2 separate regions of the Homo sapiens genome follow, and region 2 is linked to region 1. A link is a loop called in an ENCODE intact Hi-C map of the cell type or tissue named here. Cell type or tissue: GM12878. All regions are shown on one strand. Each heading gives the region's core, and the rest is flanking DNA. Links, peaks and the distances in the headings are about the cores only.

Region 1 (8,268 bases), core at 2,205-6,204:
ACTACAATGCCATTTACTTTGAGGTCCTCTAAATTGGTCTTAAGGGTGAGGAATTAAAGACAAATTATATCTGAGAAGGACCCTTCAATCACTGAAACTTTTCTTGTCACATTAAAAAAGACCAAAAAGGGAATAATTTTAAAAAAATGAATTTTCATAGCACTTACTATGTGCCAGGACTATGCTAAGTACAGTGGGTGTAGGAGTTTGATAAGACTATGTATAAAAAGTACTATGTGCCAGGGCTGTACTGTGCTAAGTAAATATTCTTCTAAATAGTCTTGTACTGTGCTAAGTACAGTCTTGGCACATAGTAATTTTTGTATACTTTGTGGGCTATCATTATCCCCATTTTACAGATGCAGAAACCGAAGGCTATCCCGATTTAAGTAATATGCCCAATGTCCTACTGTGAGTAAATAAAAGAACTAGACTTAATCCTAGGTTTGTCTGGCTTTTGGTTCTGGGATTGAGAAACTGATACTAGTGAGCAGCTGGGAGCTCTGCTACCAACCTGCACATTTACCACAGCTGAAATTTAGCTTAGGCTAAAGGTGTTCACCAAGGAATAGCTATGTAAGCATTCAAAATTCCCCCATTCTTCATTCTACATGAACAATAAAAACATGTTAATTTTATTTGTACATTTGTCATCTTGAAATGTGCCATAAGTGAAAAGAGATATGATACTGGGTCATTTCTAGGAAATGTAAGAGTATATAATTTACAAATATTTACGTATTTATTTTATAGCTTGGCATTAGTAACTGATAAATTAGACACGTTTTATTTAAACAAACAAATCCTAGATTCCAGTAAAAGCTGAACAAAATCCAAAGTACTAAACTTGCTAATAGTGTAATATTGTCTCTTTAAAGTCAGAGGCTATTTCTCATTCATATGTGTATCCATACACCTGGCACAAGCCCTAAGGAATGGCACTTGATAAAGGTCATTGAGTTTAATTTATTTAAAGGAATGCTGAAGAGACATGCATGAAATGTGGGTGTTTGGGCTCTAAAGGCTTTAACAAAATACACCACAATGAACAGACTTGCCAAAAGCAGTTAAAGATTTAGATTGAAGCTGTGTTTTTAAACATGCCGTATTCTTAGTTTACTTGATTAGAAATAATAACAGATAACTTGTGTTTCCCTACTGTGTGCTAGGGAATATGCTAAATGAGGTTTATATGGAGTATTCCATTTACTTTTCATTCTCATTTTACTGATAAGAAAGTTTAAGTTCAGAGTTTTAGTAAAATGGCCAGTGAGTAGTGAAGACAGAATTTTTAAATCCCAGCAACTTTGTTATTTATTATTATTTAACTACTCTAAATTTATGCCATAAAGCCTCTTTAGAAGCACCAATAATCTATATGTTTTCTCACTTATAAAATTACATGGTGCTTTATTATAGTTCTGTTCATCCATAGCTAAAATCTGTATTTGTCTGGCATCATAAAAATACCTATCACAAGGGACTTGTCTGAAAGATTTCCCTTAAGTGGTTATATTGTTACCTTTTTTTCTATTTCTCTATTTATATAATAGTTTAATAACAGAGGTAGGAGAGAAAAGGAATGAAGTGAGGAAATGTTTCTACTATCAAAGTGTTTCTTCAATTACCAACTTTCCTCTTCACAACTACATAAATAAGGACATTTTAATACCCTAATTAATATCCATTTTTAACTCTATGCCATGTTTTTATTGCCATCCTCTCATTAAAAATCTAATGAGCATTAGCATTCTGACAATGATAATAAATGCCAACAATCCATATTCAGTTATTAAAGCTAATGGTTCTCCCATTGGAATGTAATATATGCTTCAAGCTTTTTTGCCAAAAGCTCAATGATACTTTTATCTCCAGTCGACCAATTGCACATTTAATTTAATACCTATTAAATGCAAACAGCAATCCAGAAATTACATTAGAGTTGTTACCTGAGCCATCCAGAGCCAGCACCTAGAAAGTGAAAATTAGGTAAAGGACTAATGTTAGTCACAGAATAGAAATGATAAGCAAACTCCTGCCTCAGCAAAGTGGCTTATTTGAAAAGAAGAAATAAGTCATACGACAGGCTCTAAGTACAACAGCAGGACAGAAATTGCTGCTTCTCACACAATGCTGAGAAAAATATTCTTCAAAACATTCTTGTTTCTATGAACGCTTCCAATTAGCAAATCTTAGCTCTAAATTCTATTTTGTCTAGTTTTCCAAAAACTACAGCTTTTTTTTCCCTTGGCAATACCTGTTCTCCAAGTTGTTAGCTTGACATTTTCTTTTAAAAGGAAGAGGACGGTTTAAAAAAATAAATATTAAAAGCTGCAGAAATTGATTTGGACAAAATAGAAAGGCCTTTGTGTCTAAAGAGCTGTTGGACTTGAAATTAGGAAAGGCCTCATGAATATATTACTTAATGACATAGATATATTCTCTGTCTGAAAGGTTAAATGCTAAATCTAAACCATGTCACATGCCCACTTAAATACTATGATATAGCCATTGGTTTGGAGTTTGCACATCCAAACTGCACAAAGTATAAATTCTGTATTGATTTTAAATTCATTTTATACTTTTTCTTCAAAATGTTTTGTTTTCTTTGAAATGAGCAATATCATCATCAATAAAGCCTAAATGTCCCTTTTAGACTAATGGTCTAAAAATACCAAGGAAATCTCAAAATTCTTTTTCTAAATATTTTAAACGTCTCCTGATTTTACAAGTCAATATATACAAGTATTAGAATATAAATCCAGGAAAAGTAAGACTTTGTTAACTTTTTTATTTCAAAAGAATCAATTTATCAAACCAAAATCACTTTTATCACAAGCATGAGATACTTGTCAAAGAATTAAGATTGCTAACACTTGAGGTAAGTAAATTTAGAGGTGAAGCTTATTAAGACAATGTAGTCAGACCTCTAGCTTTTTTCACATCTCTTACAATGCCAAGATTGCAAGGCCATGACTACTCTTTTACCCAATCCATTACTCAGAGTTGTTATGCAGCTGATAACTTTAAGAGATGAATGTCTTCTTTTCCACAGCTCTCACAAAGAACAGGCTTGCTTACTCTTGCTACAAAAGTGGTAGATTCTCCAATCTCTGTATTCCTCAGTTGCAATATAAACCTACTTGAGTGCAGATCAGACATCTGAACCCACTGCATTGCCCCCGGGGGCCTGCAGCTGAAGGGGAACCAGTACAAATACATTGATGTTCAGGTGCCATATGTAATAAGGTCTTTGGTCTCTGACCCTAGAGTCTCAAATCTTCCGCTAGCACCCAGGAAACATTAATAAGCTTATTTAGCAGCTTCTAAAAAGGACAAGATCAAATTTAAGACCTGACAAAGGTTACTTAAGGTAAGGCTAATTAACCTCTCTAAGCTTCACTTTCCTCATCGGTAAAAAAAGGAGATAGAATAATGCCTATCTTGAGAATTTTTAAGAGGATTAGATGATATTGTGCCTATGAAGTTTCTAGCACAAAGAAAATACTCAGCAAACATTTGCTTTTCCTAAAGTACTCCCACATAAGGGAATATTTAAAACCATGTCAGAAGGTTTATTAAGTTTATTCTAGGCATTTTAAAATTCCTCACATTTATTCAAATCTACCTTTCAGTTTGCACATCCAAATTTTTGTAGAAAATTTTTGTAGAAATATAACACTGAATCACATGACACTATACTGAACTCCACTTGATCTCATTATAGTATTTCTTTAATATACAGCTAATTTCTATTTCTTAATATTTTATTTTTAAATTTTTATCTCATCCTAAACTATATTCATATGTAGTTTTCTATTTTTCTGCTATTAGGTCTCATAAAACAAACTGAAGATTCCCCATTAATTCTATATATTTTAGAAGACTTAAACATTGGAATTATCTCATGTTTTTAAAACATAGGGAGAACGCTAATCTTCTAAATCTTTCTGAGATGAGCACTTTTATAGGAGACAGTTCTTGGACAAATTTTTCAATGTCCTTCACTGTTACTACTCTAGTCTGGATTTCTATAAAGACAAACATTGCCAGTTGTTTAACACACATTCCCTTTCTCACTATCACTACAGAGGCTGAAAAGGTGATATGTTTTTCTACCCTCTCTTGCAGTTCAATGGGGCCATGCTGTCCCAGTTACGGTTGATAAACTGAAAAGGAAAGCCTGCTGTTTGTTATAGCAGATTGAAGGTAGCTGAAGGAGAACCTCCTCTCACTAGCTGCTTTATTCACCTTATTACTGGCCCATTACTGTAGCCCCAGCCTTGCCTTTCCACCTTCACTACCAGAGGAAGCTTCAGGATGAATGTCCACCAACCCCACCACCATGAGCTGGGCTCTGAGGAAGCCCTCAGGTCTTTCATTTGCTGCCTGCTTCATCAACGCCTTGCTCCCAGTCTTTGCTGGTCTGACATCAGTGGTTCACTGCACTCTTGTGGAAACCTAGGTATTTACTTTTTATGGTATTTTCCTTTACCTCAGTCCAAGCTTACCTTCACTATACTTTTCACAAATTACTCAAGGTTTCACTATACTTTCCAGATATTTCTCAGAATCACTTCTGCTACAGCACAGACAGCGACTTTAGTACACACATATGCATGTGCACATACGACTTTCGGTCATTTCAATAAGATTAGAGGAAATATAAATTGTTACAAATAACTAGACTGAAACAAAGATGCTCACCACATATTCTGGAAGATCTGGATAATATCCACCTCAAAAGGTTAAAAAAGATCAAAGGTGTCAATGATAATCTGGGGTCACTGAAACTGCTAGAAAACTATTTACAGAGATTTACACCCAAGGTAATCTCAGTTTGCCAGAAAACTAAGGATGTTTCCCATGAGAAAAACACACCGTGGAAGAAGTAACAGTCCCCATTAGATGAATTCATTGAACATGAAGAATAATGGAGAAAGAAATAAAAAATAAGCTTAAGATTTCAGTCTTACAGCACACTTTACAGAATGAGCACACTTTTACAGAAATGAGCAAGTTTAGTGGGAGAAGAAACCTGGAGTGAGACATATAAGGCCATTTTTAAACGCTTTTAGCATTTTGTGTTTCATATGAAGACAATACTAAAAGAGAAAATACCCTGTTGATGGATGGAGACACAGGACCAAACTCGTAGTCTAGCACTACAGACCTGCGAGGAAGTCATCAACTCAGATGTAACCTCTGAAGCCCGCCAAGTAGATGGCTTCTCTGAGAGGAGAGAAGAGAGAGGGACACAGGACCAAGACTTCACTTCTCAGTTAGAATCTCAAGGCAGAATATCAAGCATAAAAGAAGAAACCTGGAACATTAAAACTACTCACTTTTCTTTAAATTATCATTTGTGGTCATAAATGAAATTTTATCCTCTCGATTTTGATTCCATTTTTTTTCAAATTAGCTCTTGCTTTGTTGTTCTATGATCATATTTACAACTGTCCACAATAACTTCATGAAATTTCAAGATTTTAGTGATATTTTCTGCTACATGGAAACTGAAATTTTTATCAATTTCTTTCAGTTCCATGACATTCATAACAAAATTATATAAAATTCAAAGCTGAGCTTTTCTACTAACTGCAATCTAAGCTACCTGCTTTAACATGCAATATCATCATTATCTAGTTTGTGATACTTGGGACAATTTTTAATCTAATTTGTGATGTTTCTAGCCAAATCCATTTAATTAATTTAGTTAAGAAACTTTCATGAGACCCTTCCTATACCAGGTACTTTACTAAAAATTAATATCCTCAAATACATTTTCTTCACTTATCAATTATAATATTCTGTCATCCAAATACTGTAGTTTAAATAATGATTTACTCTTGCTAGGCACATTTTCTCAACTGTTCTGAGATTTTAGAAGGCAATAATCACAATATTATTTTGAATATGTAACATCCTATTAAAGAAGAAACCAGATAAACTTTAAAAATATATTCAAATATATAGATGGAAAAAATCAATAATAATAAGTTATCAATATAGTTTAAAGAAAACGAGAGTATAATTGTGACAGGAAAATATATTTTTAAGTCAAAGAAAATCCTATTTTATTAATCCAAAATAAACACATCTTAAATACATCCCAGAGAATTCTGGCTGGGATGATTGTGTTCAAAGGCCCAATATGTTTGTAAAATCTATATGCCTTCAGCAAAAATAGAACAGAGAAAAGACTTGGCATTAAAGAATGACTAAAGCACTCTAAGGTCATGCTGCTAAAACCAATGCCTAGAATTGAAACTCTGTCCTTGAAATCTCAAAATCAAATTACTGCACCTCATAGCAACAGGCTCAGAAGAAATCATTCAGTAGGGAAACACAAGACAAATCTCCCAAAGGCAGGCTAGGATTTAAAATAAAGTGCTGAAAAAGTAAGAAATACAACTTCACCAGCCAGGAGGGGGAAAAAAAAAGATTACCTCCTGAAACAATGAAAGCAAACATACCAGCTGTACTTAAAAGAAAGCAAAAAGTAAATTTTATATCAGTGACATGGAAAAATTTTTTAATAAAAGGAGATGGATACTTGCTGTTTTGAGGATTTTAGGAAAAATAAATCCATAAGCAAACAAAATATGCTGAAGATGCGTGATCATCTACCCTTAATTCTACTGGCCTTTGTCATGTGTGTATCATGAGAAAAAACAGAGTTTTCATGAAATGTGGAAATATGTCCAGCACTATGCTACATACTGGGCTATAATGATGCCTTTTAAGTGCACCAGAGTTCAGAGAAGGGGACAGTTAAACAATTTTGTGTGGTCTAACTGTGCTACAGTAATAGGAGTTGGCACAGAAATTAGCAAATGGGACCAGAAGTGAGTTGTTGGGAAAAGCTGTTTAGACTGGGAAGCAGAAGCTAGGGTGAGAAAGAGCAGAAGGTAATTAGGTGAAAAGGGGGTAATTAGTCAAGAGAGAGGACACAGCCCAGGGAGATCCAGAAGCAAGAGAGCACAGAAGGCTCACCAGAGTGGAAGGAGTTCAGCATTTCCAGGGAACAGAAATGAAGGTTGGAGAGTAGTTTTTTGTTTGTTTGTTTTTTTTAAAAAAAGAGTCCTCTGGAAATGACATTCCTGTGTTTTGCAGATTTTTCAAACTGTCACATCCATTATTTTTGTGTTGATAAAAATGCAGCCAATATTTTTTAGTATTGGGAATTTTAAAATATATTCTGAAAACAGACATTCAAGACACCTGAAAATATTTGATTCAGGCAAAAGGTAATAAAGAAATTTTTTAAAAGGAAAAAATGGATTTGTGCTATAAGCACAGTTAATCAATGAGAAGCCAAGATAAAATTTAAAAAATTGCCCACTCAAGTCCCACCAAGAACCAGAGTAAAGGAAAGACAAGCATACAAATTAAATTTGTGAACAGTAAATTTTGTGAATAAAATTAATTTAGGAGAAGGATAATTTCATAACCAAGATTTTAATATTTATATAGATATAGATAACATAGTTAAATGAAAGTACCTCAAGAAAAAAAGTAAAGACATATATAACAGAGGAAAGGGTCCTGGCAAGAAATATCAAGACACAGAAATAATACATAAATATGTTATTTGGGTTTATATTAGTGATGAATTAGTAATCACCTATTAAATGCAGGTCCATTCATTATCATCAGCTCATTTTCTGAGCTCTTACCGTGCCCAAGTACTTTTTCTTCATAAACTAATTTAATTTTTAAAGTAACTTTCTGCTATAGAAATGACTATACCAGTGTTATAGATAAATAAAATGAGGCTTAGAGAAGCTATATAAGTAGCATCAGCTTACCCAAGTGTTTCTGACACCTAAGTCCATGTAAGGTAGTTATCCCTGCTATTAGGGAATGCATGACTGATAAGAGGAACTAATGAGATTATCTGAAGGTTAGGCCTAAATACTTCTATAAAACATTCCAGAAAGAGAAAAGAACATATATTTTTAGGAAGTCTTTTGGGGACATTCTTGACTGATTAGTTCAATTTATCATTCTTTGCTAAGACCTGAATTCTTGCTCAATCCAATCATCTTCACAGTTCACAGATTCTAACCCTGGTCAGTTGTCTTATACTTATATACTCATATACATAAGAGAAGCTGGGTGAAAGAGTGAATGCCAATGAATGAATGCTAAGCAGCAATTTCTCCATTTCAGTTCACAGCCCTGGAGGGAGATCAAAAGCCTCAGTGTATAGAGATAACTGCAGCAATCATGATCACCAGTTCACTTTAGATGTACATTAAGGTT
Region 2 (6,708 bases), core at 1,491-5,490, 85 kb after region 1:
TGACAATAAACAAAGCAGTACAAAAGCACTCAGTGAGCCCTCCATGTCTGTTATTATTTGAACTGAGAGGTGCTAGGTGCCCCTTACCATCTCACTTTGCAAACATTTATTCCTTGATTTAATCCACCACAACTATGACCACTGTCACTCACTGATTCACCAAAAAATGGGTAATTATCTCACTCGGTTTTATTGATCTTTCTTAAATGTATTTAAGATCCTTCTTAAATGTATTAAGATCTTTGTTAATACATTTAAGAATGTATTAACATTCTTAATGTTAATGTAATAAGATCTTTCTTAAATGTATTAAGATCTTTCTTAAATGCATTAAGATCTTTCTTAAATGTGTAAGATCTTTCTTAAATGTATTAAGATCTTTCTTAAATTGTATTTCTTAAATAAAAGCTCACATTTATTGCACTGTTTCATTTAGAATTCTGTTGGGTCTTTATTTAGAAGTGTGGTGATTTTTTGTGACTAGAAATATGCTGCAGGAACTTAATTCTTGTTTATATCAATTCGCCTAAGGTAAAATTGGCTTCGTTAATGTCGTTTTGCCTAAAGTTGCAGTTTTCAAGAACCTATCAACAACATTAATGAGGATTTATTTTACTTAGATATTTTACTTTTTGAGCCCTTGTGTGATTGAGTATGCTGTTACAGTGAAGCCAATCAGATTCTTGTTTCTTGGCCCACAGTTTTTCTATGATAGTAAAATTGTCTCCATAATTTTGTAATTTAAATATTTTGCTATTATACTACTAAGTATAAATAACCTAGATTTTGCCTAAAATTTAATAAGCAGTTCCACTATGTAAGTCAAATTTGTTTTATTCAGTTTTTGTTGTTTGGGCTGAGAAAAGCTTTCTTCCACTATGTGTTAATTATTGTCTCTATTATGACTGGGTTTTTTCCCTATGTCACCAACACCATTTAATTCTAGGAAAGATTTTGCATTCTTTACCCTACTATCTGTCATCTTTTAGTTCTATTATAGCTGATAAATACACTTTCAGAATCAGTGCTCCTTTTATAACTCCAGCATTTAAAATTTAGGAGTATGTAACATAAGCATGACAATTTCAAAAGAGTTATCAAAGTAACTGAAAAAATGTGGACTTGGGATTTTTGAGCACATAAGCAAGGTCACTAGGAATTCATTTAAGTAATGTTGATAAATATGAGATTTACCTCTCAGTATGTTAAAGTTTCTATATTAAATAGCTTAATAGCATTGTCACTATTAATGGCCACTTAGGTTATCAACACAGAGCAATTTGATACTTTGATCAAAATCTGTAATTTATGATCTAGCTAGGTTTGATAAACATCTCTTATTATAGAATAAATTATTTTATCAGTCAAAGAGGGAGTAATTTACTATATAGGTGAATTTTTAATTCCTGCTAAGAAAATCTAAGTAATAAATGTCTTTGCAAATATTGTCAGTCTTGATATATATAGTTATGAGTTTGGCAGTAAAACAAGTTAGCAGAGTCTCTCAGTTCACATCTGCTAACAAGAAGTTTATAGTTCTCAATTTATTTTGCTTTCAAAAAGGAATAACTTATGAGAGACTATATTTATATCCCTATAATTCTTGGGTGTGTTCATTTTCCCTGGCTCTTAGAGCTATGTAGTAAAAAGTAGTTCAAGATATTCTTTAGAGCTAAAGACTAAAGTAGACAATCGATTCAATATCCAAATGGCAATTTAAGGTCCTAGATTTTGACTAGAATAAAATAAATATTCCTCACCACAAACAGGAAAAATCAATGGTAATACAATAAGGAGTTAAAGGTGACATTCTTCAGTGTTCTATTCTTTTTGAACTAAGGCAGTATTTTTGGAAATTCACTTTGCAAAAAATAAAAACATCCAGTTTTGAGAGACAATGGATAAACTACAAAAGAAGCAAAGCAGACTTCAGGGTGGTAAAATATATTTGTTAAACAATGCTATATCTCATACTCAAAAATATTAGAATTATTAAAGAAATACTAGATTATTAAAGGCTCTAAAATATACCGAGCAAAATAGTACCAAACAAGGTTTACTTTATAGTTATCACCACAGTTATATCAGCTGATAATTGGCAAGAGAGAGCTGGATAGATTTTGCCCTGTATGGTTTGCATAAGTCCTGAGTACCAGCTTTCACAGAAACTGAAATTAATTCTTTTTTCACTGCCTCATCCAACACTATTCCCAATTAACTTCAAAACAAAATAAGATTTCCAGTAAAAGACTTGATGATACAACCTGACTTTGGGTGGCATTATAAATTAATTCCTCTTCCCTGATTATGAGTAGACCAAACTCTGAATGAGCCATTCTGGATTATTGAACTTAATGAACCAAAGAAATAAAAATATGCCTGTGGAGATAAAAGTTCATTCTCCTGAGATCTTTCTATATTTGTATCCTGTGTGATAGTTCTCAGATCAATCCTTAAAAGAGTTTCAAAAAGAGTAGGAAATGTTTTGCCTAAAATATATTTCCTTCAACTAAGAGTTTTCTCTTTAGGCTGCTGGTCGTCTCTGTCTTGATCATCAAATAGCATAAAATCTTAGGGCACCAATACATAATACTTTTCAATAAACAATATTTTGAAGAAATGTACACCAGAGAACCTTTCAAACTCATAAGCCCATTTGCATTGTAGCTCTGCTCGCATGGCAGAGACTGTTTTTGCCTCATAGCCCTTCTGCACTCTCCAGTATTTTCCCCACACAGTGAGATCATTTTCTTCACATCTTGGTATAGGTATTACTCTTCTCCTACCATCCCCCTTCATCCTGTGTACCATTTTATTTCTCTCTGTCAGTACATTTAGCATATCAATACAGCATTTATCCACATTTCTGACTCCCTGACTAGACTGAGACACCTTAATCTCAGGAACTATATCCAATATATCTTTGTAATCCCAGAAAGCAATACCTGAATATATGATAAACAGAACTGGGCTTTATTATAACTAGCAACCATTTGAAATAATATTCAACTTAGATTTTTCTAGTCCTAATCCCACTAACAAATTTTTACCCCTAAGCAATCGAGAGTGGTAGAACTGAAAGAGAATTAGAGTATGAAACTAAGTAGTTCTGAGTCATAAATGTTTCAAGACTGAAATAAACTTCACCTCTACCCCAGGCTAGTGTCCTGCATATTGGACTCAAAATTTCCCTTCTAATAGACTTTCTCAGCCTATTGCTCATTTCAACTCTGATCCTCATTCCAGCCAACACATCTACTTGAACCTCAGATGTACTAGTATGACCCTAAAACTAAAGGATTTTACTTATTTTTAAAAACTACATCTTCCAGTGTTGACCAAAACGAAGTAAACCCACTAAAGCGTCTCTCTCCCACTGATTACAGATAAAATCTGCAGTCAAAATATATGAGGCAACTACATGAGAATTCTGAAAAGTAAATCATAGTAGGTAGATTGAAAAAAGTAGTTAAAACTTGAAGAAGTGACTAGTGTAGTGCTGAGCAACCTGTCTCCCTTCACTCCCCTATAGGCTTTGGATTGAACTATATCCCCACAAAAATATGTTGGGGTCCTAACTCCCTGTGCCACCTCATCATGTGATGTTATTTGGAGATAAGGCCTTTACTTACAGAGGTAATCAAATTAAAACAAGGTGATTAGGGTGGCCCCTAATCCAATATGACTGGTCACCTTATAAAAAGAGAAAATTTGTATACAAAAGCAGACATGGTCACTGAAGGAACACTATGTGAAGATCGAAGTTATGCTGCCACAATCAAGGAGCTACCAGAAGCTAGAAGAGGGGCCTGGAACAAATCTTTCCCCACCGCCATCAAAGGAGAATAGCCAGTAATTGATCTCGGATTCCTAGCTTCTAGAACTGTGAGACAATACATTTTTATTGTTTAAGCTACTCACTTTATAGTACTTTGCTATGATAACCCTTGCAAACTAATGTATCATCTTTTCTCTCCTAGCTTTGACCTGAGAGTGGCCCCTTTTGTGGAACTATGCAATAGGCACAGGCAGCACAAATCCCAAAGAGAAGTCTTGTCTTTCTGGCAAGAGAACCAAGGAAAGGGAATCTTAGAAGCCAAGGAGTGTGGGAGGGATTTCTGTACAGAGTTGGAGATGGGAATTTTCTAATTCTGTCTATGATTCAGAACAAGTTCCAGGCTCACCTGCTGCATGCACAACACAAACCCAAATTAACATAGCAAAGGTTATGAAAAGCGAACTACAGTATAATACACATTCCATTTGCCAAAATAAGCCCTGAGAGGCGCATGCACAAAACTTAGTCAAAATAGCCAAGTGAAGCCTTTGAAAACTGAATTGACATTGGAAACCCTACCCACAGAAGGTGGGATAAAACTGATGGTCTGAACTGATGGTTGTAGATTGATTGCCTACAAAAATTTAAGAGGAAAAAAAGTCAGCATTATCTGGAGGACTAAGAAATACAGAATGTAACATTCAAAATATTACTACAATAAAAAATTCATGAAAACAAAATATAACATTTTCTGGGATTTTCAATGTATGTAGATATAACATGTATGACAACTCTAACACATAGAAGGAAAGGTAAAGGGGCCTATTGTATGGTTGCAAGGCTTCTACATTTTATTTAAGTGATAAAATATTAACTCTATACAGACTATGAAAGATTACTTGTATATATCTTATTCCCTAGTACAACTTATAAAGCAGTATATCCAAAAAGCAAGTATACATATATATACACACACACATATACACATATATACATATATACACACATATATACATATGTACACACAAATATATACACATATATACATATATACACATATATACATATATGCATACATATACATACACACATACACATATATACGTGTGTGTGTGTATATATATATGAAAATGGTATAGTAAAAAAATTTAAACAATCCAAAAGAAGGCAGGAAAATGGAACAGAGGAAAATCAAAGTGGACAAACAAAAAAACATATTTAAATGATATATCTAAATTCAATCATATTGATAATTACATTCAATGAAAACCACGTAAACACCATTTCCGTTCCAAGATGGCCAAATGGGAACAGCTCTGGTCTGGAGCTCCCAGTGTGATCGATGCAGAAGACGGGTGATTTCTATATTTCCAACTGAGGTACATGGTTCATCTCATTAGGAGTGACTGGACAGTGGGTGCAGCCCACGGAGGGCGAGACAAAGCAGGGCGGGGCATCACCTCACCTGGGAAGTGCAAGGGGTCAAGGGATTTCCCTTTCCTAGCCAAGGGAAGCCGTGACAGACTGTACTGGGACACTTCCACTCAAATACTGTGTTTTTCCCATGGTCTTAGCAACTGGTAGACCAGGAGATTCTCCACCGTGCCTGGCTTAGCGGGTCCCACACCCATGGAGCCTTGCTCACTGCCAGCACAGCAGTGTGAGATCCACCTGCGAGGCTGCAACCTGGCTGGGGCAGGGGCATCCGCCATTGCTGAGGCTTGAGTAGGTAAACAAAGCTGCTGGGAAGCTCGAACTGGGCGGAGCCCACTGCAGCTCAGCAAGGCCTACTGCCTCTATAGAATCCACCTCTGTGGGCACAGCATAGCTGAACAAAAGGCAGCAGAAACTTCTGCAGAGTTAAACATCCCTGTCTGACAACTTTGAATAGAGCAATGGTTATCACAGCATGGCATTTGAGCTCTGAGAACAAACAGACTGCCTCCTCAAGCAGGTGCCAGACCCCCATGTAGCCTAACTGGGAGACACCTCCCAGTAGGGTCCAACAGACACCTCTGTTGGTGGGTGCCCCTCTAGGACAAAGTTTCCAGAAGAAGGATCAGGCAGCAATATTTGCTGTTCTGTAATCTACGCTGGTGATACCCAGGCAAACAGCTTCTGGAGTAGACCTCTAGCAGACTCCAACAGACTTGCAACCGAGGGACCTGACTGTTAGAAGGAAGACTAACACACAGAAAGGAATAGCATCAACATCAACAAAAAGGACATCTACACCAAAACCCCATCTGTAGGTCACCAACTTCAAAGACCAAAGGTAGATAAAAACCACAAAGATGGGGAGAAACCAGAGCAGAAAAGCTGAAAATTCTAAAAACCAGAGTGCCTCTTCTCCTCCAAAGGATTGCAGCTCCTCGCCAGCTATGGAACAAAGCTGGATGGAGAATGACTTTGACGAGTTGACAGAAGTAGGCTTCAGAAGGTCAGTAATAACAAACTTCTCCAAGCTAAAGGAGCATGTTCTAACCCATCGCGAGGAAGCTAAAAACCTTCAAAAAAGGTTAGACAAATGGCTAATTAGAATAAACAGTGTAGAGAAGACATTAAATGACCTGATGGAGCTGAAAACCATGGCACGAAAACTTCATGATGCATGCACAAGCTTCAGTAGCCGATTTGATCAAGAGGAAGAAAGGGTATCAGTGATTGAAGATCAAATTAATGAAAAAAAAAAGCAAGAAGACAAGTTTAGAGAAAAAAGTAAAAAGAAACAAACAATGCCTCCAAGAAATATGGGACTATGTGAAAAGACCAAACTACATTTGATTGGTGTACCTGAAAGTGACAGGAAGAATGGAACCAAGTTAGAAAACACTCTTCAGGATATTATCCAGGAGAATTTCCCCAACCTAGCAAGACAGCCCAACATTCAAATTCAGGAAATACAGAGAACACCACAAAGATACTCCTCG

Evidence for each region. Peaks named below come from ENCODE experiments on the same cell type or tissue, not always from the same donor. Only the 100,000 strongest peaks of a DNase experiment are listed, where the experiment ranks them.
Region 2: a loop joins it to region 1, with 5 times the contacts of the local background. A loop is called at or near these places in 1 of 110 quality-filtered maps.

What each region holds. Positions count from the first base shown.
Region 1 is chr14:39,908,862-39,917,129 of GRCh38, reverse strand. No RefSeq gene overlaps it. Among named protein-coding and RNA genes, the nearest start is that of FBXO33, 480 kb to the right of the region's middle. RefSeq lists an enhancer at 4,368-4,427. In GM12878, for the core only: no CTCF peak of the experiment used is centred there; a DNase peak (open chromatin) is centred at 4,489.
Region 2 is chr14:39,824,519-39,831,226 of GRCh38, reverse strand. The region is part of intron 5 of LOC105370461 (a long non-coding RNA gene); the gene reads right to left. Among named protein-coding and RNA genes, the nearest start is that of FBXO33, 400 kb to the right of the region's middle. In GM12878, for the core only: no CTCF peak of the experiment used is centred there; DNase peaks (open chromatin) are centred at 2,719 and 3,166; H3K27me3 peaks cover 130 bases.